5 separate regions of the Mus musculus genome follow, and all the other regions are linked to region 1. Evidence: chromatin loops called from intact Hi-C (ENCODE). Cell type or tissue: heart. All regions are shown on one strand.

Region 1 (5,000 bases):
ACTCTAGGTTCAAAACTCACTATAGCAAAAAAAAAAAAAAAAAAAAAAAAAAAAAAAAAAAAAAAAGTGTGTGTGTGTGTGTGAAAGAGAGAGAGAGAGACTCAGAAGGGATGACAGGCCTATGGGACTCCTACCCTCAAATTTCCCTGAAAGGTGGACTGCAGGCTAGACCCAGAAATTTACTGACTGCCTACCTGAAAATCTGAACAACTAATCTGAGTTGGAGAATGCAGAAATAGGCCAGGCATGGTAGCAAATGCCTTGAATATCAACACCAGGGGTGATAGTGAGAAGCCCATCTCAAAAAAGAAGAAAAAAAGAAAATGCAAAACTGCCCCAACCCAGGAATAATTTTTGGCAAGAAAATATAGACATCCAGACAAAGATAGAGACATGGAAGTGAAGGGGATTATTGCCCAGGAAAAGACAGGCAAGACCCACAGGTGCTGGAGGGCAGGGCCATCATGGGATCCCCAGCAACAGCCAAGTGCACGGGCTGATGGTATGGTGTAGACTGGGAAGTCAGCTTCCAGGATACAAGCACAGAGAGAGACAGGAGAGGTGGACTGGTGGTGGAAGGGGGCCTCTGTCCCCTTGTCCTTCTAACCTTGGTAGATGTCCTGGAGAGAACCAGCTCCACAGAATTCCATGCAGATCCACAGCTTCTGCAGCCTATAGGGCGTCAAGAGAGCAGGGATTACAATGGTAGTGAGACCTCCCGGGGCTATCTCACTCCCCCGCCCACCACACAGTGTCCTGTTCCCATGACAGCAGAGGCTGAGGATAGCCAGGAAGTGTGTATTCCAGAGCAATTTTTAGGTCTTTGGGTTCCAACCCAAGAGCACCCCACTGCCACCCCAAGGTAATTTAGGGGACAGGGCAGAGAACCCATGGCGAAGCAGACAAGACAAAGAATCCCGGGTTTGAGGAAAAGATGCCATTATTGAGGCAGCTGAGATATTATCTTGGGAGCCAAGAAATTTGAGAGCTCAAATTAAAGAAGCAGAATAAAAATGGGTGATGCAGGGAGCAGACTAGTGAGAGATTTGATTACAACAACGAGGAGGGTTCTAGATTAGCCCTTAAAAATTAGCAGGCACTCAGTAAGAAAGGCAGAATTTCAGATTGGGAATCAGACTGGGATGCCCCAATTAAAAGTGAAAGTCCTCAGGTTGGAAGTCAAGTTAGGGTATCTGGGTCACAAATGGTAGTTTAGGAGTGGAGACCTGGTCAGAGTTAAGGGGCTGGGGTTGGGGGATGGGCTAAGACATCACCAGAGGTAACTGCCATGGTAAGCCACGATGTTGGCGTGCCGGCAAGTTTTCAGCATGAGAATCTCCTTCTGAAGGGTGGCGACGTCATCATCTGTGGGGAGGGGCCGGAGAGCGAAGGTGGGCTACAAGCGGGGGCTTACAGAAATGTCCCTGTATCCCAGGAAGGAAAGGGCGGGGATGGGGAAGAAGTTTCTGGGGGTGCTCTCACCAGGCTCCATCTTCACCATCTTCAAAGCCACCAGGTCCTTAGACACCTTGTCGCGAGCCTTGTAAAGGGGAAGTTGGTCATCAGGCAGACTCCATAGCTTGCCATCCTCAGCATCTCTGAACCAAGGCCAAGGCCTGGCATTCTCTTACACTCCTGCTTGCCAGCCTCTCCCCAACTATCCCAGGGTTGTGGTGGAGGAGACAGAAGGGCTTTCTCACCTTGAATACTTCTCCATAAGTTCCACCACCCAGTCGTTGCAGTAGATCATAGTGTTCTCGAGGGTCCTTATTAAAAATGTCGGGGTCCACAAGGGCCATTCCTGGAGGCCGGGGCTGGGCCAGTGCCCAGGGGGCCAACAGGGCCTCAGGGTTCAAGCTTTGGTATTACCTTCTGTCTCCACACAAGTCCTGGGCCCGCCTTGACTCTGTGGGCTGTGGCCTTCCCCCTCCCCACTCTCGCTTCCTGCCCCAGCTGCAGGGCTGTGCAGAGGGCTGCACAGAGGGCTCCACCCCCGTCCCCTGGGTTCTGAGAGTTTGATCGCCTTGGGACCCATGGGACTCCCCTTTACCCACTGAAGGACACTATGTAAATAAGATGCAAAAGTTCTTAAATGCAACCTGGGGCTGACCTAGCACCCTCTCCCCAACACTCTATTTTGGGAGGAGTCATAGGTTACGGTTGAACCTCTGCTGGGTTCTTGAAGATCTGGAATCAAGCCAGAGGTTGCAGGTCTGCACAAAGCTGGCTAGGTTTCACAGAAGACCTGTTTACTCGTGACACATGCATGTGACTTAAGTGACAGCTGAGCTCAGGGCACCTGCCCGCATGGCACATGTCTGTGCAACGCTTCAAACGTGTAGGGAATCTGTGGCAGACGTGGAACACTTGTTAGTAGCCCCTACGCAGAGCCGATGGAGACTACAGGTGTCTTTTGCCTTCCCGGCCTCCTAACAGCACTGTAGCAGTACGGAACCGAGTGGGGACCAGCGAGGAAGTGAAGATACATACAAGATGCTGTCTCAGGCACCCAAGTCGGAGACAAGAAGGGCTTCAGAGAGCATCTCCCACCCGACTAAACTCAAAGAAAAGGAAACAGCAACCCTTCACGGGGCTAAACGCTTAAGGCTACGCATGCGTAGAGAAAATAAAGTCTCCTTTCCCCGTACAACTCCAGCGCACGCGCGTCAGAAGCTTAAGTACTAAGTTTGCGCGGCCCGGGAAAAGCTTAGCCCGCCTCCTGGCGCCTGCGTAGTAAGGCAGACTAAACCTTTTCTCACGCTATTGGTCTCTTTTAAGTGAGCTCATTGCGCATGCGCAAGTTACAACTGCTGGAAGGAAATCACGTGGTAGACAAAAAAAAAAAAAAAAAAAAACAACCGGCGCTGGTGCTGAAAGCGCCTTTCCCTTTGCCTTCCTTGTAGGAGCTGGAGGGAGGGTGTGACGCAGGTTCCGCTTCCTACACCTCTCTTCCGGTCCTCTAGTGCTAAGCACCGTGCCTGGTGTTCGACTCCAGCTGAGGCTGCCGAAGGCAACAGTGATCATGGCGATGTTTGAGCAGATGAGAGCGAACGTGGGCAAGTTGCTCAAGGGTATCGACAGGTCTGAATTCCGCTGAAGGGCGCTCTCTGGCCAAGCGGGGTGGAGAAGACGGGGAGCCAGCCAGGGGTGGCCAGGGCTCCACGCTCCTCCAGAGATGGAGTTTCTCCAAGTTTCTCTCCGTCCCTCAACTTTACCTTTTCTGCTGCCACAGACTCCCGGTGTCTTTTAGTCTCTTCCTTCTCTGTCCTTGTGGACCATCCTACATAGTGTTTTCTGATGTCTATTTGGCCAGTGGGGACCGGAGGTGATGGAAACGGGAACCGGTCCTGCGTTCCTGGACTTAGGTTCCCATTCCATCCTGGCGACAACCCCATTCAGCAGATAGTGACAATAAGGAGCGATCAGGGCCTGGTCAGGTCAAGCCACGTATTGAGATAGGCAGGAGAGGATGGAACTGGGTCAGAACGGGATCGAAGAGAAGGTGTTCAGGAAAACATACGGGCTGCAGAGACTGACTGAGGTTGGAGGCATCCTAGACATGACCAGGGGCTCAAGTAGGGCTAGCTAGAGGCCCATGTTAGGAAAAACATTTACTGGATGTTGTACAGTTAATTGATCAGCTATCTGGGTAGTTCCAGTGGGTGGGACTAACTTATTTATTTTAAGATCGAATGAATGTAATAAAGCTTCCTACAGATTTATTTAAAAAGAAAATAGCAAAGTGAGGAATATCCCATGGCCAGAATAAAAGCTGTAGGAAGAAGAGAGTGATTTCAGGTTAACAAATTACAGTGGTCCCTAAGGACTAGCCTCTGTTCTTCTCTTTGTTTACTCATGTCTGTCTGTGTAGTTATCTCCCTATCTTCCCCCCCCCTTTTTTTGTTTGTTTGTTTGTTTGTTTTTTGAGACAGGGTTTCTCTGTGTAGCCCTGGCTGTCCTGGAACTCACTCTGTAGACTAGGCTGGTCTCGAACTCAGAAATCCGCCTGCCTCTGCCTCCCAAGTGCTGGGACTAAAGGCGTGCGCCACCACTGCTCGGCTCCCTTTTTCCTTTTGAGACAGGTTTTCACTATTAATTGCAGACTAGCTTCAAACTTGCAATCCTCCTGTCCTGCCTCAGCCTCCTAGGTGCTGGGATGAAAGGCATGTAACCACTGTGCCAGGCTGTTCACCCATCTTGATGCTCTTCCAGGTACAATCCTGAGAACTTGGCTACCCTGGAGCGATATGTGGAGACACAAGCCAAAGAGAATGCCTATGATCTGGAGGCCAACCTGGCCGTCCTGAAACTGTGAGTGTCTGTCCCCACCCTCATACGAACAGCTGCCTAGCAGGAAGCCACTCTGGAGAGGGAACCTGGTGCAGAGGGGCCTGGGGCAAGCTGCAAGATGGGACTTCTCTTCGGTGTTTTAGAAGGTCAGATTAGGAGTTTTTGTTTTGTTTTTGTCTTTTTTATTTTATTTTATTTATTTATTTATTTATTTATTTATTATATGTAAGTACATTCAGACACTCCAGAAGAGGGCATCAGATTTTGTTAAGGATGGTTGTGAGCCACCACGTGGTTGCTGGGATTTGAACTCAGGACCTTTGGAAGAGCAGTCGGTGCTCTTAACCACTGAGCCATCTCACCAGCCCTGTTTTTGTCTTTAATCCATTCCAAAATCATACAAGATGGTCAATAAACAGTTGTGTTGCTAGACAGATTATTGTAAATGAAAATTCATTTTGTTAGTTTCACTGCCTCTTGGCTCACATGCTTTGCCCCATCAACCCCCCAGCTTAGGTAATCACTGTTGAGCCCTTATGGCCTAGCCTTGGGTCCCTTGAGTCAGCTTAGGTCAGGCCTGCTTTCTTTTTTTTTTTTTTTTTTTTTTTAAACAGTAGCTGGGCTTTTTTTTTTTTTTTTTTTAAAGATTTATTTATTATATGTAAGTACACTGTAGCTGACTTCAGACAATCCAGACGAGGGCGTCAGAT
Region 2 (5,000 bases), 320 kb before region 1:
GGTTCCCGGAGAAAGACCCGACAAGAGGATGCTGCTTTGATGAGGGGGAATGGGGTGAGATGCGTGAGGCTCCTGGTCTGTACTTAAAGGTTGGTACCTCCCACCCACCCGGGGAAGTCGGGCACCCCAAAGACTCCGAGGAGCAGAGATGAGTAGGCGAGTGAAGCCCCTACCCCCACTCTGGGTGGGGACACGGCCTCCACCACCCCCTAGCCCGCGGCACATTCCTTCACTGACAGCGACAAAGAAGAGGCGCCCCGGTGATCCAGAAGGGCTCCGGTACCTAACCCCAGGGGCAATAGGGGGTGGAGGGTCAGCAGGGGAGTGAGACGCAAGGGGGTCCTCAAGTACCATTTATACCATCCACGCGCTGCGTCCCCCAACCCGGCCCGGGGGAGTGCGGTGGGGAGGACCCGCTCCTGAGGGAGGGGTTTCGGACTTGGGGAAGGGACACTCACGACTTGAGCGGGTTCTGAATGGCGGTGGCCATGGCCCGCTCGGCTGGGCCGCCTCCGGCCCGGGGCGCCGCTGCTGCTGCCGCTGAGCGCGGGCCCAGCCCGGCCTGCGCCGCCCGCTCTGCCGCCCAGCGCGCTACGATTTCATTCATTCTTGGGGCTGCGGCGCGAGCGAAGCGGGGCGGGCCGGGGGCGTGGCTCAGCCAATCCCCGCGCCTCCCGGCGCACGACGGGACCTGGAGTCTAGGGGCGCGCGGCGGCGCCCGAGGGCGCCCCTGTAGGGACTACACGTCCCAGGGGCCGTTGGGAGTATGGCGTACTCATTGGTTGCTGGGGATACAGGGCGGGACTGGGCTTCCTACTAACGCATCCTTCCCACTCTGGGGATGCCTGGGTCCCAGCTGGGGCTTCTTCCACCAGCTAGTCCCTTACCGCCACCACCCCAAGGGATGTGGATGACCCACAGGGTGTAAGGAGTATTTATATTTTCTGTCCCTACTTATCTGAGTGGCTCTAACTTGTAAAGCTGTCCCAGAACAGAAGGGTTGAATCAATGTCTTTGTCCATTGACATAGCAACTATGGGCGGGCACTCTCCTTGGCACTGGGGACACAGCAATGACAAAGTCGCTGCTCTTCTCAAGGAGTTCACATTCTAGCAATTAAGAGCGCCTCTTGTTCTTCCAAAGGACCCAGGTTGGGTTCCCAGCACCCACATTGAGCTGTCCACATTCTCCTGAAAACTCCAGCTCCAGGGACCTGACATCCTCTTCTGGTCTCTGTGAGCACCAGACACGCACAAGGTGCGAAAACACTAATGCAGAGGAAATAAGTCTAAAACCAAATCTTAAAAATAAAAGGTACAGCCGGGCGTGGTGGCGCACGCCTTTAATCCCAGCACTTGGGAGGCAGAGACAGGCGAATTTCTGAGTTCGAGACTGGCCTGGTCTACAAAGTGAGTTCCAGGACAGTCAGGGCTACACAGAGAAACCCTGTCTCGAAAAACCAAAATAAATAAAAGTTACCGTAGGTGTATGAAAAAAAAAAAAAAAAGAGGCAAGTTTGGAGTGAGCAAGGATGCAAGTGGTATGAGCTCTTACCGATCACTGCAGAGAAAGCAGCGTGTTCTGAGAAGGTTCATCCTCCGTGCCCTTCTTCCTTAGTGCACGCCACACCCATCACCAAATCCCATTACCCAAATGTCAGAGAACAGCTAACAAGACTCCCCACCCACTGTGTGGGGCCTGGGATAAGCTCAGGGCTCATGATTGGCTTGCCAGTTCACCTGTTGTACTTTTTTTTTTTAATATTTAATGTATTTCTTTTGTATGCACGTGTGAATGTGGTGTGCTCAGTCAGCACTCCTGCTGTGTCTGCGGCCCTTGAGTGGAAGTGAGAGAGGGACAGCACACACGGGAGGGGGCACTCTCCAACAGTGTGAGTCCCAGAGACAAGGTTGCTAGGAAATGCTCTTCTCCACTGAGCCATCTGACTAGCTGGCTTCTTACTTTTTATTTGACAAAGGGTCTCTCACTGAGTTGACCATGTTGATCTTGAGCTAATAATACATCTTCTTCTGAATCTTTATACCTATACTATATATACAGTTAATCAGTTAATCCATTGTCTGCCTGCCCTCATTAGAACACTGGTGCTCAGTGGCAGTGGCGTGTGCCTTTAATCCCAGCATTTGGGAAGCAAAAGGCGGGCAGATCTCTGAGTCTACAGAGTGAGTTCCAGGACAGCCGAAGCTACACACACAGAAGGAAGGAAGGAAGGAAGGAAGGAAGGAAGGAAGGAAGGAAGGAAGGAAGGAAGGAAGGAAGAAAGGAAGAAAGGAAGAAAGAAAGGAGAAAGAATGCTGGCTCCAAAGGTTTGTGGTTTCATTCATAGCTCTGTCCTCACTGCCTGAATAAATGAATAAAATTCCAAATTAGTCTTGTGCTCCACTCCTCTGTCCCGTGTGCATTTCTGAGGACAAATCCAGCAGGCAGAAAAGTAGTAAGGTGGCCAGCTGTGCTGTCACACACCTGGGGCAGCCTAAGTTGGGGGCAGGTTCAGGCTGCTGTATTAGGGACTTCACCCAGTGGCTAGTCCCAGGCTGTAGCCTCAGGGCAGAGAGAAGTGAAAGGTTAGTAGGGGTCTGGTCAGGGTGATCTTAGCTCTCCAGAGGCTGAGGCAGGAGGATCAGGAATTCAAGGCCGGCTTTGGTTGCATAGCAAGCTGGAAGGTGCAGAATATGAGTAAGTATATTTATCCCAGAGTTCTATGGGACCTCCCTAAGGAGCTCCTGACCCACTGCCTGAAGGTGATATGTTTCTGTGTTTCTGGCTGACCTAAGTGTCCTGATCACTTAGCAAGTTCCCTGTATTCTCACCTCCTTCATCCATGATGCCTCACCATCCTGCCACTCAAGTGCTGGAAACCAGTGTCATCATCATCATCATCTATATTTTGTTTTTGTTTTGTTTTGTTTTGTTTTTTTTGAGGAAGGGTTTCTCTGTGTAATCTGGTTGTCCTGAAACTAGATTTGTAGACCATGCTGGCCTCAAACTCCATCTGTCTCTGCCCCCAACCTTGGTCACTTCTCTTCCTTCAGAACCGAAAAGACTGGCCACTAGAGGGCAGTATGGCTCGGTCTTTGTCCCGCAGAGCCGGTTCTTGTGTTTTGGGATGGAGGAGCCACATCCCAAATATTGGGGCCTGCCAGGGAGGCACAGACTTAGTTCTGAACCTCCAATCCTATTCAAGGCCTGGGCACCAGGTCTGTTCCCCACCTCCCCCGGCCCCAAGCATCATAGGCGCAATGGTACCTGCCTGTGATTGACTGAGCTAAGTGGATGGAAAGCTTAGCCTGCAAATGTTGACAGTGTGCAAAAACTAACAGCTACAGCTTCTAAGCGTCTCCCCCTGCTGGCAAGCCCTGAGTCAGCTCACCTACAGAGACTCCCCCTGAGACAGGCCTAGCCACACATACACCCTTTGCTGAGGTTCTGAGTTGTTGAGTAGTAAAGACCTCCTTCCACCACAGTCCACTTGGCCCCAGCTTTTCTTCACATGTGTCCAAGTGTCTGTCCTTTCCTGTCAGGTCAACTCTCGATACCAGGACATAGCAACGTATCAATTTGGAAACCAGACTAAACTACAAAAAACCTGCCTCCCCCACCCCCAGCCCCCAAATTATTTGCTCATTCATAGCTACAGGCTCTAGTTGCTTCCATGCAACTAGGGTGTAATGTTATTCTGCCTGTTCTGCAAAACGGACACCACTTACGCGGAAGAGAGCAAGTCTTTGGAATAACAAAGATGGCTTGGGTCTGTGTCTGGACAACTGGAGAGATTGAGGTGGGATCCCCTGAGCTAGGGCAGCCTGGGCTGGGAGTCCATGTGAGAGAGGCCATGTTGTCCAGCCTCTGGTGTGTCCAGCCTGTTGGATTCCAACTATGACTTCCGGGGATGTTCTGGAGGCCATGGGCAGATAAAAGAGAGGCCTGGGAGTTGGGCTGCCTTGGTATGCAGAGGGAGTGGAAACTGACAAGACAAACAGATCTAGAAAGGAGAGTGGCAACAGGTGGAGAGACAGAAGTAACCAACAAGAGGACAGAGAGGGACATCAGAGTGTGGCTGAGTGGACAAAACGGGAAGAAATCCTGGGGTGCAGATAGGTGTTAGACCACCTACCTCCCCCCCCCATGTGACTGCAGTCTAGCATCCCCAGAAACCCAGACCTGTGGCTGGAAGAGTGGAAGGCAGAACTGCGTTTCCTTTTGGCAAACTGCAACAGAGACATGGAGCTGAGGAGCTGGCTGTGGATAGCTCCAGCATGGAGGGAGGTGGAGGATGATGGGGCAGAGGATTTCAAGGTAGATGCCAGCCTGGGAGACATAATGAGACCAGGTCTCAAGGTAAACAAGGGACAGGCCTGATGGCGCACACCTGCAACCCTAGCACTAAGACCACGGGGCAGTGGTGGAGCAAGCTTTAATCCCAGCACTCAGGAGGCAGAGGCAGGTGGATCACTATGAGTTCGAGGCCAGCCTGGTCTACAGAGTGAGTTCCAGGACAGCCAGGGCTACACAGAGAAACCCTGTTTCAAAAACAAACAAACAAACAAAAAACCAAAGAAACAAACCAACAAAAACCAGGCCTGCTCTGGCTTTGGCAAGCTGACCATCTTGGCACCAGCCCAGCCCAAGTCAGCACTTCAAGTTGGTCCATCCCAATGTCTGCTCCATCTATGAGCTGATGGAGCACATGGAGGAGCTGGTCCTGCAGAACCAGATTGCCATCAAAGATGAAAACCTGAAGCATGGTTGTGATTGAAGATGGCTGTGGTGCCCAGTACCTGCTTCAGAGCAGCTCCAAGGAGCCTGAGACCACCTGCGGCATGGAGCCCCTGAAGGGAGACAGTGGAGGAGCCTGTCAGCATCCAAAGCAGGAAGGTGTGGTTCCAATCCCATGCCAGGAAGCCCTGACTAACCGCACTACCACTCCGAGTCTAGGCAACAGCAGGATATCCAATAAGAGTCTCGGGGATGGTCCAGTG
Region 3 (5,000 bases), 200 kb before region 1:
CTTCAAAATGGGCAAATTAACCAACTGCACCCAAGACCATGTTCGATCTGGGTTTATTGAATAATGGACAAGAGGGAATTAGTGAGAAAAGATGTGAGTCTGTACTTAGCTGGTGTCCAGACTGTACTTGTGGGATGAAGGTGGCATACAGTAGGTATTTAGTCCAACATCTAGATCAGTTGGCAGGTGGAGGCAGCAGGTAGCAACTGAGCAGCCAGACTGCTTGATGGCTGGTGCTCAGACAGCCTTACTCTCTGAGACTAGAGACTGGAGGTGTGGCTCTGTTGGAGGGTGCTTGCCTGCAGTACTGCAATGAGTTGAGTCTTGGCCCAGCAGTAGAATGCTTGCCTAACTCTCATGAGGCCCCAAGTTCAGTCTGAAGCACCATAGTCACCAAGCAGCAGGCAGATTGGAGAAATTAGTGTTTCCCCTGGACTGTAGGTGCTACAGCTGTCTACTTTTGGACTTGTAGGTGGCTGTGCTTGGAGAACTCCCCTTGCTATGACATCATCCCCCAAAGCATCTACCCACCTGAGTTCTTCTTCAAGTTGTTAGTGAGCAATAGGTAAGCCAGGCATAAAGCCTAGGTGTATGTTGAGGGTGGGGATGCAGTGTGCTGAGATTGTCCCTTGACATTTAACTCAATCCTGGACTCCATTCCCTCACCAGAGGTGTAGACAATAGCACATACTGTGACTACAAGCTCACCTTTATAGTGCACATCCATGGGCTACCGCTCAGCAGCAAGCGGTCCTCCTTCATTGTTATGGTGAGTGGCAGCCAAAGGCTTCCTTACTGGGTGGGCAGGGGGTTCACCTACTACTATACCCCAACCCCAACCCCGACCCCTTGTGACTGTTGTACTGGGCTTGCAGGTGTCTACCAGCTTCTTTATAGCCCTGGTTGTCTTCTACATCCTGTTCTGCCTCGTGTGGCCTCACATAGTGAAGGCCTGGGTCTCATTTCGCTGGAAGATTCACAACATGATGGCACCAGAGACCTATTCATCTTCCTCCTCTTCTGGGGGCTTCACCCTCCATTCTCACAGCTCAGAGGGAAGTTTTGAGGGTCCCTCCAGACCAGGTACCAAAGAGGACAATGTTCAAGCTAAGAGAGCAAAGGTGGCCTGAGTCCCTGGTCTGTACTCTTCCTCATGAACCCTTAGGCCTCTCCTCATGGGAATGCAGCCTGCCACCTCCCCAGGACTTTCTGGTTGGCTAGAATGCTCATGTCTCATTCAGACCCTAATAAAGCCTCCTTGCAGAATCAGTCCCGAGTCCTCAGAAAGGCTCACGTCCGCTTGGTTTGTACCAGCACAGCTGTAGTTAACTGTCAGAATGATGTCAGAATCTTTTATTTTCAAGATGGCACAGCAGATAAAGGAGCTCTCAAGCCTGACAACCTGGGTTTGATCCCCAGGCCTCATGAGATCTAAAGAGAGAGCCGACTCTGTGAAGCTGTCCTCTGACCTCAACATGGGCACATGCACGCACACACACACACACACACACACACACACACACGCATGCCTGTAGGCCAGGCTGGCCTGGAACTCAGAGATCCGCCTGCCTCTGCATCCCAAGTGCTGGGATTAAAAGCGTGAACCACAAAGCTCGGTCTGTAATTCTATTTTAATTTCAAAAATAAGAAAAAAATGGAATAAGAGAAAATAAGAGAAATGGCTCAGTGGTTAAGAGCACTGACTGCTCTTCCAGAAGCCCTGACTAAAATTCCCAGCAACCACATGGTGGCTCACAACCATCCATAAAGGGATCAAATACCCTCTTCTGGGGTGTCTGAAGACAGCCACAGTGTACTTATATACATAAAATGAATAAATAAATCTTTTTAAAGAGTCTGAAAAAAACGTGGAAGAATGATGCTCTGATAAACACGAACGCCTAATCTTAAATCTCACCTGCTAGTCCTCTCTCAGCCTGCCTATGTAGTGACACCTGACAAGTTTTCCAAATGGCTCCACATCGCCACCCCTTGACGTAGAGGCGGTACCCTTAAGATGGACATTCCACAGGCCGAAGCCAGCGAGGGTGGCCATGGTGACTACAGGTGGGCGGGACATTGTGGGCATTGTTTTCAGTTGGAGCGAACGGACTTCCGTTCGCCATTTTGAATGACAGCAGAGGCGGAGCTGCGGCATGTTCATTAAGGGTCGGGCTGCGAAGACACCCCGAGGAGAGCCGCGGCGCTCCTCCCGCGGGGGGCGGAAACTGGCAGTGGTAGCTCCGCCTCCAGTTTTGGGCTCCACCTCCCGGCCTCATTTCCGCCGGGAGTCCATTGCCCGGCGTCGCTGCCGTAAGTCGGGTCGGCGGCTTGCCGCATCACGGAAGATGGCGGCCACAGCGGCTACGGTGAACGGGTCGACCACCGTCTCGAGCTCCGGACCCGCGGCCACCTCGGTCGGGATCCTGCAGGCAGCGGCCGGCATGTACGAGCAACTCAAGGACGAGTGGAACCGGAAGAACCCGAACCTTAGTAAATGTGGAGAAGAACTGGGCCGCCTGAAGGTAAGAGGTCGCCGGGTCCTAGATGCCTAATGCCTGGGGGAAGGTGACAGACGGGAGATCGAGGCTGGTAGAGCGGGCCCTGAGGTGTCGTTAAGGGAGTGATGATGGAAAGATTGGTTCTGGCAGAATCGAATGAGATGGTTCGAGCTTTGTTACTTGGAGGGAGGCAGGAAGGAGTGGGATCAGTGACAAACGGGGAGATAGTGAAAAGAATAAGTCTGAGGTGACGGGACGTTGAGGGAATGTGTGGCAAATAAAGCCCAGGTAAGCTGTGAGGGAGCAGAGGTTAGGAAACACCTGTGTGAAGAGGGGCAACAGGAACAGTTTGAAGCCAAAAACGAACCTAGAAGAGCACACGTTTCGGTTGTAAACACACTCAGGCGGATAGAAGGCCAGTCTGGTCTTCAATAGCGAGTTTGAGGAGGCTGGGCTACATAGACTTCGTCTCAAAATATATATATAATAATAATAAGTAAACAACAACAAAATATGTGTTAGGTTCCCAAGTTTACTAAGGAATGGTGTCTGGGATGGACTGGGGGGGGAGGGAAAAGGAATGCCCCACATTCCTTGTTACCCCTTCTCGGGCACACTGTGGTGGAGGTCTTCCCAGACCTGCATATAATGGCTGAACACGATGTCCCACACTTGTAATCCTAGCACTCGAGAGGCTCACACCAGGCTCTCCAGTTCTAGACTAGATTGGCCTGCCTGGGGAGATGCTGTCTTAAACAAGAGAGAAACCTAAAACAAGCTAAATATAGCAACAGGAAGAATTGAGGTCATGGGCGTCTCCCTACCCCATGATCCCCCTGGGTCAGGCACCAAGTGCCTCGTGTTTCTCAGTGGAGTTACTAATATTTGTAAGATGAGGTAATCCAATTGGTACGCTCCGTGTTCTTGGGCCCTTTGGTGTTTGCTTTACAAGGTCTGACTCCACTAATATTCATGGCAGTTGTGTGGGTTAGGATGCATGCAAGCTTTTCCAAGTAGGAACATAAAAGTCCAGAGAACGTAAGTAATCTATATTTGAAATCTCGTCCTCATTCCTTCCCCCTCAGTTGGTTCTGCTTGAGCTCAATTTCCTGCCAACCACGGGGACCAAACTGACTAAACAGCAACTCATTCTGGCCCGTGAGTGTCACTAGGGTTGGTGGAGGGTGATGGGCCTGGGGTCATTGTAGGAATGACTGGGGTGGTGATCCCAGGAGGGATTCCAGCCACCACCTGAGAGCCCCTGTCCCCTTACCTACAGGTGACATTCTGGAGATCGGGGCCCAGTGGAGCATCCTGTGCAAAGACATTCCCTCCTTCGAGCGCTACATGGCCCAACTCAAATGCTACTACTTTGATTACAAGTGAGGTTGGGCCCTCTAGGGAGGGGACTGGAGCAGGAGTGGGTAGTTCCTTGTGTATCTGGCGTCCTCCGTTGCCTTCTTCGCCTGAGAACCATTGCCGTTCTCAGCTCTGTCCCCAGAAGCTGGAGGGCCAGAAGATTAGAGATCTTGAGACTGGGTTTATGTAGTCTGGTTCTGTACGTTTCTAAACAGTTTGATTTTATTTGTGTATTTCCATGTATATGGGTGCTCTGTCTGCTTGTATGTCTGAACACCAGAGGAATGCGTGGGATCCTATTACAGATGGTTGTGAGCTGCTACATGGGTGCTGGGAATTGAACTCAGGACTTCTGAAAGTGCAGAGCTCTTCAAGCATCTAGTGCTCTTAACTGCTGAGCCATCTCTTCAGCCCCTCCATCCAATCTGTTTTCCCTTATCTAGTCCCACACTATGTCCCCTGTACCCAGTGTGGCTCTGAGTTACCCCTTCATTTTCCCTCTAGCTGGCATGTCTACAACAGCCAATAGGATGCTGCTTTGCTTCACAAAGTGCTGGTTGTTTTATTTTGTTTGAGACTGGGTTCAAGGTGGTCCACCTGTCTACACCTGGAGATTATATGTAGTGCTGCCCCCTGCTGGTTTTTTTGTTGTTGTTGTTGTGGGGTTTTTGTGTTTTTGTTTGTTTTGTTTGTTTCGGTGTAGCTTTGGCTGGCCTGGAGATCCGCCTGACTCTCTGCCTCCAGTGCTGGGATTAACCGCGTGGGCCACAATACCCAGCTGTTGTTGTTTTGTTTTTAAGATTTATTTATTTTATGTATGTGAGTACACTGTCACTGTCTTCAGACATACCAGAGGCATCAGATCCCATTACAGATGGTTGTGAGCCACCCTGTGGCTGCTGGGAATTGAACTCAGGACCTCTGGAAGAGTAGTCAGTGCTCTTAACCACCGAGCCATCTGTCCAGCCCCCCCACCCCCCAGCTGCCCCTGAGCTCTTGTTCTTTGAGGCTATGCCTTATGTGCCCCAAGCTGGCTGAGAACTCAGTTGTGCAGTAGCCCTTCCGATCTTGAACTTTGGATACTCCTCCCTGTACCTCCAAGTGACTGGGATTACAGGTGTGTACCCCATGTCTTGTTTA
Region 4 (5,000 bases), 250 kb before region 1:
TAAATAAAATCTTTAAAAAAAAAAAAAAGATTGAAAAAGAGGCCCTCAGCATATTAGTTCAGAAGAACTGGTAACTTTCTTCGAAGGTACCTTTAGGCAATTTCCCAGAAGTTCATAAAAATGTTCTCACATGGCTCTTTTCCTTCAAGCTTTCTGTCCACCAGAGGTGCATACAGCCCTCACAGTTGAATGCACACAAGCACAACTTTGAGCATAGAACCCTGAAAACTAACTTCCTCCTGTGTGTCCCTCAGTGTCTCTTTTTCTCTTCCTTAGTATGCCCCTACCTCTTTTGATTTGAGAAAGGGCATTACACAGTCTAGGTTGACTTCGAACTCATTAAGGTAAAGACATCCTTGAACCCTGATCTTCCTGCTTCTACCTTCCAAATCCAGGGATTACAGTGTGTGCCACCACGACCCATGGCTGGCCCCTTCTGTCCTTTTTTCTGCTTATCAAAGACAAAAAAAAGTCGGAAATGCCTCTGGGAAGTGATAGCACTCCAGAAGGAGATGGTCAGCAAATGACCCTGTCCTGTGGCTTCCCTTTCCTCTTCTGCAATGGCTCCTTAGGGAGGAAACCTGTGTCAGATGCAGTCCTTTGCTGAGATACATCCACATCATTTTGCTTCGTGTTAGAGTCTGACTCCTAGGCACTACCTCCACTTCTCATTCTCAGCCTTCTTCTTGTCTAAATCCATCTATCTGTGACCTTTTTAAAAAATCAATAAGGCAGACATTTTGGGCTTGCTGTAGGCCTCTTGTGTGAAAAAAAAAATTAAAAATATATATATATATTCATCTGTCTATATATAGGTGTCTGTTGAATCCCTGCGTATTGCAGAATCCTCAAATGTGCATGTCTTTTATATAAATAGTGCAGCTAGGTGTGTTGGCACACACCTGCAATCCCAGCACTCGGGATGTGGTAGCAGGAGGTTCAGAAGTTCAAGACCATCCTTAGGTTTATACTGAGTTCAAGTGAACTACTTAAAATAATCTCCAAAAAAAAAAAAAAAAAAAAAAGAGAGAGAGAGAGAGAGAGCCAGGCGTGGTGGCACGTGCCTTTAGTCCCAGCACTCGGGAGGCAGAGGCAGGCAGATTTCTGAGTTCGAGGCCAGCCTGGTCTACAGAGCAAGTTCCATGACAGCCAGGGCTACACAGAGAAACCTTGTCTCAAATAAGGGGGTGGGGGTGGGGTGGGGCTGGATAGATGGCTGAGCAGTTAAGAGTACTGTCTACTCTTCCAGAGGACCTGGGTTCAGTTCCCAGCACCCACATGGCAGCTCATAACTGTCTATGACTCCAGTTCCAAAGGCTCCAACGGCCTCACACAGACATGCATGCAGGCAAAATACCAATGCACATGAAATAAAAATAAAAATTAATTTAGGGGAAAAAAGCAGGGCGGGATAGGTATAGCAATGGTGGTGCACGCCTTTACTCCCAGCACTGGGGAGGCAGAGGCAGGCAGAGTTCTGAGTCTACAGATCCTGTTTCATGATAGCTAAGGCTACACAGAGAAACCCTGTCTTAGAAAACAAAAGAACTAACAACAAAGAGGTCAGGGATAAATTGGGCTTGTATTTGTATGTAACATGTGTAATCCTTCCACAGACTTTAAATCATTATGTATACATATATGTTACATACACACACACACACATATGTCTACATATAATACTGTTTTCATTTACAGGTGCTGAAGATTAAACTTAGGGTTCCACATGAGCCGAGCAAGAGGTGTACTACTGAGCTTTATACTCAGCCCCGAATATCATTCCACAACATTACTCACCTCTCATTCGGTATACAGCCCAGGTAAATCCTTACATTTCTGTATCGGTTAGGAAACAGTGACATGAAAGCTAGGGCTACACCTCTGTTGGTTGTTTGTGCTGCATCATGAGGCCATGAGTTCAAATCCCACCAGCACAAATGGAAAAAAAGAAAAGATGGATACTGGAAAAAAAAATCTGTACAGTAGTACTGACTCAACTTTTGTTGTTGTTGTTGTTGTTCTTTGGTTTTTCAAGACATAGTTTCTCTGTGTAGCTCTGGGTGTCTTGGAACTAGCTCTGTAGACCATGCTGGCCTTGAACCTTCTGCCTTTTCAGAATTGGGATTAAAGGTGTGTGGTACCACCACCCAGTGTTTGTTTGTTTGAGATAGGGTTTCTCTGTGTAGCTCTGGCTCTCTCTGGTCTACTTACTCTGTAGACCAGGCTGGCCTCAAACTCAGAAATTCACCTGCCTCTGCCTCCCAAGTGCTGGGATTAAAGGCGTGTGCCACCACTGCCTGGCTAGGCTGAGCTTTTAAAAAAATTATTTTCATTTTTTAAGCTGTGTGTGTGTGTGAGAGTATGTAGGGAGTATGTGCACTTGGGTGCAGTTCTTGTAGCGGTCTGTAGAGGGCACTAGATTCCCCCTGGAACTGGAGTGAGCCCTGTAACATGAATGATGTGAACTCAACAATATTCTTTTTTGCTTTTAATCTTTTCAGAGAAGATATTATACATGTTTTTATGTGTGTACGGATCGACAGTTTGCCTGCATGTGGGCCTGGTGCCTTCAGAGGTCAAAAGAGGCGGATCCTCTGGAAAATGAGTTACAGATGGGTGTGAGCGGCCATGTGAGGATGGGAACTGAACCCCGGGTCCTGTGCAAAAGTAGCAAGTGCGCTTAGCTGTTGAGCAGTCTCTCCAGACCTGAGACTTTTGTAATTCTCCTGCCTTTCCCTCCTTTTACTGCTAGGATTATAAGTGAGCACCACCATGGCTGTCTGTTCTGCCTCCTTCTATGTTTGTTTGTGACAGGGTTCTCACATGATCCAGGCTGTTCTTGAACTATGTACCTGAGGGTGGATGGCCTTGTGCCTCCAGTCCTCCTGCCTCTCAGACTCCTCAGTCCTAAGATTACAGACGTGCACTCTTACTCCATTTTGTGTGTGTTTGGTGTGTATACGTGCATCTGTGTGTGGGCATGAGAGTGGGCACTGGCCTAATGGAGGTCTGAGGATACTTACAGGAATCAGTTCTCACCTTCACCATGCTCCAGGGATTGATCTCAGGTCTTTAGGCTTGGTGTGTGTGTGTGTGTGTGTGTGTGTGTGTGTGTGTGTGTAACCACTGATCCATCTGGCCAGTTCCTACATTCTGTTTTCAGCTTTAATTTCCCCTTTGTTTACTGGGAATCGTGTGGGAGGATGAAGGCCTTGATAAAGGGCATATGTACACAGACAGCGCCTGACTAAGTCCAGGGACATTGTAGCTATTGTTGCTGGTTTTTATTATCAGGCATCTCTTCCTACAGACTGCCAGCCCTAAATTGGGCTCTGTCCCAAGAATTACCACAGTTTTATAAATAGAGCTTGTTGCGTGTATCAGAGCTGCGGTCTGGTTGTGGGAGGATTCTGGTCTGCCCTCCACACAGCAGTAAGGAGAGCACTGAGTCCACGTCATAGAGGGACGTGAGGGGACCTACAGGAGAAAAATAAGGGAAACCCTGCTTTCAGTTTTACCTATTAATTTACTATTGAGACAATGTCTCACTTTGTCACCCTGGCTGACCTGGAACTCCCTCTGTAGAGCAAGCTTCCCTCACAGAGCGATCCATCTGCCTCTGTCTCTGCCTCCCAAGTGCTGGGATTAAAGAAGTGAGCCACCCCCTAGGCTACTTACTAGTTTGTTGTTGGTTTTTGTTTTGTTTTGAGACGGGGCTTTGCTGCTCTACCTTTAACTTTTCTAATGTACGTAGGAACATCTCAGCCTCCAGGAAAAGGGAGTCCCTACCCTGGATATAGATATATACATATCTATATACATATCTATATCCAGGTCATCTGCAGAAGCAACTAATACTCTTAGCTATTCTCTCCAGCCACTCCACCACACCTTTTGAGACAGGTATTCACTAGGTAGCCCAGGTTGGCCTGGAGCCGGTGATGGCCCAGTCTATTGCTCAAATGTTAAGGTTATTATGTGCAAGCCACCACAACCACATCCGAAATTTATTTGCTCATTTTTGTGTGTGTTCTGTGTTTCTTGAGACTGTGTCCTACTATGTAGCCCTGGAACTTACTATGTACACAGGCTGGCTTGAACTCAGAAATATAGCTGCCTCTGCCTCCTGAGTGCTGGATAAAAGGGGTGCGCCACCATGAAAGTAAGCAATGTATTGTTTATTTATTGAGACAGAGGTCTTCCAACAATGCCCCCTGACTCCTGGTCAATTATTCCGAAATCGTAGGCCCCTCCCACCCACCCACAACTTATCCCACGTCTTAGTGCCTCAAGCAAACACTGGGTACAGTGCAGAGGCAGGCAGATTTCTAAGTTCCAGGCCATCCTGGTCTACAGAGTGAGACAGGACAGCCAGGGCTACACAGAGAAACCCTGTCTCGAGAAAAAAAAAAAAAAAAAAAAAAAGGTTACAAACAGAAAGCTCCCACTTCGGAGGAGAGTTTCAGATCTGAGTTAAGGAGTCGCGAGGAGGAGAGTTGCAAGGAACTTCAGGCAGGAAAGGACTCCGCAGCCCTTCCCATCCCATTTGACTCCCCGATCCCGGAGCGTCGAACTCCACCCTCCGGTGTCCCTGTACCTACACCAGGTGTTTGGGCGTGCCTCAGTTTCCCAGCGTCAGGGCGTTCCGCCAGCCCCGCTCCTCCCCCTTTTTCCTTTTCCTCTTCCTCTTCGGGGCGTCGGTGGCCGCGCCTGGAGCTCCCGGAACTAAAAGCGGACCTCGGGCGGTGGGCCGGCGGGGGCCACGTCAGCGGGTGTCGGGGCTGTACGGGCACCATGCGGCGGGGCGCGCTCCTGGCTAGCGCCCTGGCCGCCTACGCCGGGTACCTGGCGCTGGGCGCGCTGCTTGTGGCGCGGCTGGAGCGGCCTCACGAAGCCCGGCTGCGGGCAGAACTGGGGACCCTGCGGGAGCAGCTGCTACAGCACAGCCCGTGCGTGGCGGCTCACGCCCTGGATGCCTTCGTGGAGCGGGTGCTGGCGGC
Region 5 (5,000 bases), 220 kb after region 1:
CCTCCCTTCGAAGTGTGGTCTCATAGGATGAGCATGCTGGCATTCAGTGGTTGTAGGCATGGTCCAGTACACTGTTTCCCAACCTGTGGGACACAATCCCTTTAGGGATCAAGCGACCCTCTCTTGGGGGGGGGGTCCCATATCAGATATCCTACATATCTGATATTTACATTATAGTTCATAACAGTAGCAAAAGGACAGTTATGAAGTAGTAACAAAATAATTTTATGGTTGGAGGGACACCACACCGTTGGAGCTACATTAAAAGGTTGCAGCATTAGGAAGATTGAGAACCACTCCTCGAGTATATGAGGACAACCTGGCCTCTGGGGGAACCGGAGGCCTTGGCACGTGTCTTCAAACATCTTTGAGATGGCTCATCTACACTCCACTGAAGCTGCAGCATCTTTCGGAGCCCATTTCCCCATAAGTTTCAAGCCCTTTCCTTTCTACCCAAAGAACACAGGGGTTAACAGTTTTCACCAAGTAAGCTGCTCATCTGTAACACAGCCATGAGAGGCCTTCCCTTCACTGGGATGCTGCAAAGATTAAATGAAGTCATGTACATTAAAATTCAGGCAGAGTATCAATAAATGACCACGCCAGCAACCCAACTACTGAAACATCTACTATCCCTTCGTGCTCTCAGGCCTGTACCCTGCATGGAACACCACCTCCGATCTCATTTAAGAAAATCCCTTATCACTTCACTTATACGACACTGTGACTATATCTTGGTCTTGTTCCTAGATCAGCTTGTGGGTTCCACCAGGGGAGAGTTTGGCTAGAATCTTCTATAATCTCTGACCCACAGAGTTTGCCCGGTACTCCAGGGGTATGCTCTCTCCCTTCCTCCCTCCTTTTTTGAGACTGGGTCTCACCATATGGCCCAAGCTGCCTCTCCTTTCTCCATCCTCCTACCTCACTTCCCCCCTCCCCTGCCCCCCCCCATGTGCTGGCATTACAGGGGGCTGGCACCACACCCAGCTTCGATACTTTTATAACGTGCCCTATAGGGTCCTTTCCCCCACCTCATAGGATCTGAGTTTGCGGATTGAACTGGAAAACCGTCTCTTTCAGGTCCAGCACAAATGAGGTTCAGAAGGGGCTGAGGATGGGATGGGCAACAGTAGGAAACGAGGACGATATGGAAGGGAACCAGGGGTTGAGGCTATACATTTTCCTTGACAGTCCCAAGAAGCCACCATTCTCCCAGGAGATTGTACTAATCCCCAGATGGGCTTGGGGATCAGGGCCATAAGCCAAGGGCCCTTGGGTAAAAGCCTTCCCTTGCCACCTCCCCCCAGTGCGGCACGTGGAACCAAGTCTCTCCTTCCCTCCACCCCTTCCCCATCTCACCTGAGCCTCCTGCACCTTCCCTGCCTGGGTCTCCAGAGGGTCAGAGGCTGGGGAGGAGGGGAGCAGACGTGGTTACAGTGCGGGGAAAGAGTTAAGCAGAAGGGCTCACAATGGTGGAGGACAAGAGGACCCACCAACCTAATTATTTCAGAGTCAGGGATGGTAGTAAAACTATCGGAGATGGGAAAAGGCATATTTTAGAGTGGAGGTATGTGTGACGTGAAAAGGCTGAGGAGGGGAATCTTTAGGAGGAGAAAGCAGGCGAGACTGGACTGAAGGAAGGTTTCAGAGTTAAGCAGGATATGGTAGCATGTGCGAGTCGAGAGAATGAGGGAGGGCTAAGTTTTTCAAGAGACGTAAGTAGGGATACTTCTGCTGAGAGTTGAGTGTGGGAGAGGAGATGCAGTGAAGGTAGGAGGTTTAGGAGAGGCACAAGAACTGAAGGAATGAGATAGTAAGGGGCCACAGGGGTCCCCGGAACCCATCCTACAGTTGCCCTTAACAACAGACAACCTTAGCAACCGGGATAGTGGTAACTTTGGTCCTTAGCAACGAGGGTCCTCAGCAGCCAAAGTACGAGAAATGCGATCATTAAGAACTTGACAATCGGACCCTTACATTTCACAATCCAGAAACCAACCAACCTAGTAATACGGACCACTTAGCAACACCCCTCCGAATCCCACTCCCTTCAGGTAGATCCTGTCTCCCGCCCCACCGAGCCTACCCTCGGGCCCCGGGGCCTGCAGCCCAAAGCCAGGCCCCGGCGCGGCCCGACCCTCCCACCCTCCCAACAGGGCCCCTAACTCACGGTCCGGCTCGGCCATGGGAACGGGGTGGGGGCCCTCGGGACTGTCACCGACTGCTCTGTCCCGTGACGGCAGCGGAAACAAGAAGAGGCCGAGATAGGATAGAGAACTACAACTCCCGGCAGGCAATGCGATCCCCATAACCGCTTTCGTACAATGTGCCTCTCATGTTATCAAACTACAAATCCCAAAAAGCCTGGCGCCGGCGGCCATATTGATAAAGGGCGTCTGGAAAATGTGGGGAAACTCAGCGAGCGAATGTCCACCTCATTTTTCTGATTGGCTGTGGTGCAGTACAGGGGCGGGGTGTAGCTATTTAAAACATTTTGATTGGGTATATGAGGGGGCGTGTTGGGGAATTCCCGATAGGGCGGAAGCACTGGAGCTCATCGCAGAGCCCAGCGACAGGCAGGCGACCACAGGGGGCCACCCGAGGTGGCTGGGGCCATGGCCGGGGTCGCGTGCTTGGGGAAAACTGCGGATGCCGATGAATGGTGCGACAGCGGCCTGGGCTCTCTAGGTCCCGACGCAGCGGCTCCCGGAGGACCAGGTCTGGGCGCAGAGCTTGGCCCAGAGCTGTCGTGGGCGCCCTTAGTCTTTGGCTACGTCACTGAGGATGGGGACACGTGAGTAAACCTTAAATTACTAGACTGAGCCCTGGGATCTTACCTGAGTCCCCTTTAGCCTACGATTCCTGTGACTTCGTATCGTCTCGTTCCTAACTCTTGATTTCCGATGCTGGACTTCCTGGCCCTTAACCCCCAAACACTAAATTGTGAGACTGGTACGCTTTCACACAGTCAAGTGTCTCACCTTTTTTGAACTCTATAAATTTGAGCTCCTGATCCCCAAATCGGATCTGAACCTTTCCGACCACTCTAGTTCCCACATCTTCTTACCTCTTACTTCCAGATGTAGTCTTTGGTCTTTGGCTATTCTTGTATAAGCCAGATTTTGATTTCAAAACTAGTTCTTGGCCCTGAGTCTCTGAAGCTGACACGTCCAGTATTGACCCTGCAGTTAAGAAATTGAGCTGGTGGGTGTCATGGCTCTCACAGCACTTGGAAGGCAAAGGCAGGTGGATCTCTGTGAATTTGAGGCCACCTGATTGAGTTCCCTGCCAGCCAGAGCTACATAAGATGTAGAAACTCTATTCTATGAGGCTAGATTCATCTGTTAGCCAAATGCTTCTCCCAAACTACCACCTTCCAATCCCTGGTTTTAGTTTAGCTGAGTGTGATGGTACACACTTGTCATTCTGGCACTCGAGGGGCTGAGGCAGGAGGATCACTAGTCCGAGGACAGCCTGGAAGGACCCAGTATCAAAAAGGAGGGAAGAGGAAAAGGAGGAGAGGGTGACTGAAAAAAGGTTAAAGAGTAGGAAATGTTGATTAGTAGATAAGCTGGGGAGAAGGGATGGTTGTGGTGACGGCGTGCATTAAGGGATTGTACCCGGGATTTTCTTGTCCTTTGTGCTTATTGCGTATGCCCAGTGACTCAGTGCCTGACCCATGAGGGGAACCCAACAAACACTCATCTTAAAGAGCCAGGAGTAGTTGCCTTAGTTTTCACTTTCTACTTTGTTGGTTCCTGTTCCTTTATTATTTCCCTCTGGTTACTTTGGGTCTGGTTTTTGTGCTTTCTTTATCCTCCCCCTTCCTTTCTCGATTGTTTGTGTTTGACGGTCTCATGTAGCCCAGGCTAGCCTTGAGGTTACTTTGTAGCTGAGGATAGCTTTGAACATTTCATTCTCCTGCTTTCAGCTCCCAAGTGGGTATCACTACATCCCGCCTGGGGAGTGTGTGTGTGTGTGTGTGTGTGTGGACTAGAGGGCAACCTTGGGCTGCACTGAGCACGTAGGCTAGACTAGCTGGCCTGAGAGCCTCAGCGGTCATCTCTTGCTCTCTACCCTCCTCTTCCTCTTTGAGACAGGGTGGCTGGCCTGGAACTCACTATGTAAACCAAGCTGGCCTCAAACTCATCCACCTGCCTCTGCCTCCGGAGTGCTGGGATCAAAGGCGCGCACCACTGTGCTCCATTCCAGGGTTCTCCTCCCTAGTGTTGGGACTATAAATACTTACAATCACACCCAGCTTTTTCTTATGTGGGTTCTAAACTAAGGTCACTGTGCTTTACTTAGCAAAACATTTCCCAGCCTCCAACCCCACCCCCCTTTTAAGTCAGTGTCTCACTATGTAGCCCAGGCTAGCCTTGAACACTACTGTAAAAAAAAATGAATCCTTTTTTTTTTTTCTTCCGGCCACTTAATTCCCAACAATAAGGACTCTGGCATTAACTATTTATTAATAAATGCCTTGGCTACAAGCTTTGGCCCATTCCATAGCTAACACATAACTTATTTAACCCATTTAAATCATTCTATGTTTTCCTTCAGTCTCGGGCCTGCTTCTTCCTTAGCATCGTCTTTCTCGGTGTCTCTCTCAGTGACTCCTCCAGTGTCTCTCCCTGTGTCTCCTTTTATTCTCTCACTATTTCCCAGAATCCTTTCTTTTCCTGCCAGTGTCCCACCTCCTATTTCCTGCTTCAGCTCATTGGCCGTTTGCTTTTTTATTGACAGGTGTTGCCTATAAGAGATTCTGTCTACACATTATGAAATTTTTCTTTGGTTTATTTTATTTATTTTTGGTTTTTTGAGATTGGGTTTCTCTGTGTAGCCTTGGCTGTCCTGGAATTCTCTATGTAGAGCAGACTGACGTTGAACTCAGAGATATGTCTGCCCCTGCTTCCCAAATAATTTTACTTTATGTGTATAAATGTTGGATCCCCTGGAACTGGAGTTAGGGATGGCTATGAGCCACAATGTAGGTGCTG

Evidence for each region. A loop is a pair of places that touch in the nucleus more often than their neighbours do. Peaks named below come from ENCODE experiments on the same cell type or tissue, not always from the same donor. Only the 100,000 strongest peaks of a DNase experiment are listed, where the experiment ranks them.
Region 2: a loop joins it to region 1, with 3 times the contacts of the local background. A loop is called at or near these places in 6 of 42 quality-filtered maps.
Region 3: a loop joins it to region 1, with 3 times the contacts of the local background. A loop is called at or near these places in 3 of 42 quality-filtered maps.
Region 4: a loop joins it to region 1, with 3 times the contacts of the local background. A loop is called at or near these places in 2 of 42 quality-filtered maps.
Region 5: a loop joins it to region 1, with 4 times the contacts of the local background. A loop is called at or near these places in 4 of 42 quality-filtered maps.

What each region holds. Positions count from the first base shown.
Region 1 is chr7:28,979,755-28,984,754 of GRCm38, reverse strand. Eif3k (eukaryotic translation initiation factor 3, subunit K) reads left to right here and starts at 2,867. Exons shown (of 8, transcript NM_028659.3): 1 at 2,867-3,081; 2 at 4,213-4,311. The coding sequence starts at 3,023. It overlaps Map4k1 (mitogen-activated protein kinase kinase kinase kinase 1), which reads right to left and starts at 1,901. Exons shown (of 32, transcript NM_008279.2): 1 at 1,701-1,901; 2 at 1,483-1,540; 3 at 1,275-1,365; 4 at 608-672. The coding sequence starts at 1,799. In heart, a CTCF peak has its summit at 2,764; DNase peaks (open chromatin) are centred at 1,454, 1,954 and 2,754; H3K4me3 peaks cover 2,838 bases; H3K27ac peaks cover 2,262 bases.
Region 2 is chr7:29,299,571-29,304,570 of GRCm38, reverse strand. It overlaps a transcript of Dpf1 not described here. Among named protein-coding and RNA genes, the nearest start is that of Dpf1, 5.9 kb to the left of the region's middle. In heart, CTCF peaks have their summits at 2,869 and 3,078 (motif pointing right); DNase peaks (open chromatin) are centred at 90 and 720; H3K4me3 peaks cover 1,236 bases; H3K27ac peaks cover 790 bases; H3K27me3 peaks cover 3,225 bases.
Region 3 is chr7:29,177,802-29,182,801 of GRCm38, reverse strand. Psmd8 (proteasome (prosome, macropain) 26S subunit, non-ATPase, 8) reads left to right here and starts at 2,129. Exons shown (of 7, transcript NM_026545.3): 1 at 2,129-2,525; 2 at 3,587-3,659; 3 at 3,781-3,883. The coding sequence starts at 2,157. It overlaps Catsperg1 (cation channel sperm associated auxiliary subunit gamma 1), which reads left to right. Exons shown (of 28, transcript NM_001368407.1): 26 at 473-565; 27 at 670-769; 28 at 876-1,270. The coding sequence ends at 1,130. In heart, CTCF peaks have their summits at 1,987 and 4,474 (motif pointing left); DNase peaks (open chromatin) are centred at 2,141 and 3,301; H3K4me3 peaks cover 2,443 bases; H3K27ac peaks cover 1,674 bases.
Region 4 is chr7:29,232,278-29,237,277 of GRCm38, reverse strand. Kcnk6 (potassium inwardly-rectifying channel, subfamily K, member 6) reads left to right here and starts at 4,756. Exons shown (of 3, transcript NM_001033525.3): 1 at 4,756-5,000. The coding sequence starts at 4,795. In heart, a CTCF peak has its summit at 2,399 (motif pointing right); DNase peaks (open chromatin) are centred at 3,367 and 4,697; H3K4me3 peaks cover 833 bases; H3K27ac peaks cover 999 bases; H3K27me3 peaks cover 456 bases.
Region 5 is chr7:28,764,038-28,769,037 of GRCm38, reverse strand. Nfkbib (nuclear factor of kappa light polypeptide gene enhancer in B cells inhibitor, beta) reads left to right here and starts at 2,394. Exons shown (of 6, transcript NM_001306222.1): 1 at 2,394-2,794. The coding sequence starts at 2,616. Sirt2 (sirtuin 2) reads right to left here and starts at 2,286. Exons shown (of 16, transcript NM_022432.4): 1 at 2,171-2,286; 2 at 1,360-1,406. The coding sequence starts at 2,186. In heart, a CTCF peak has its summit at 2,582; a DNase peak (open chromatin) is centred at 2,397; H3K4me3 peaks cover 2,494 bases; H3K27ac peaks cover 1,512 bases.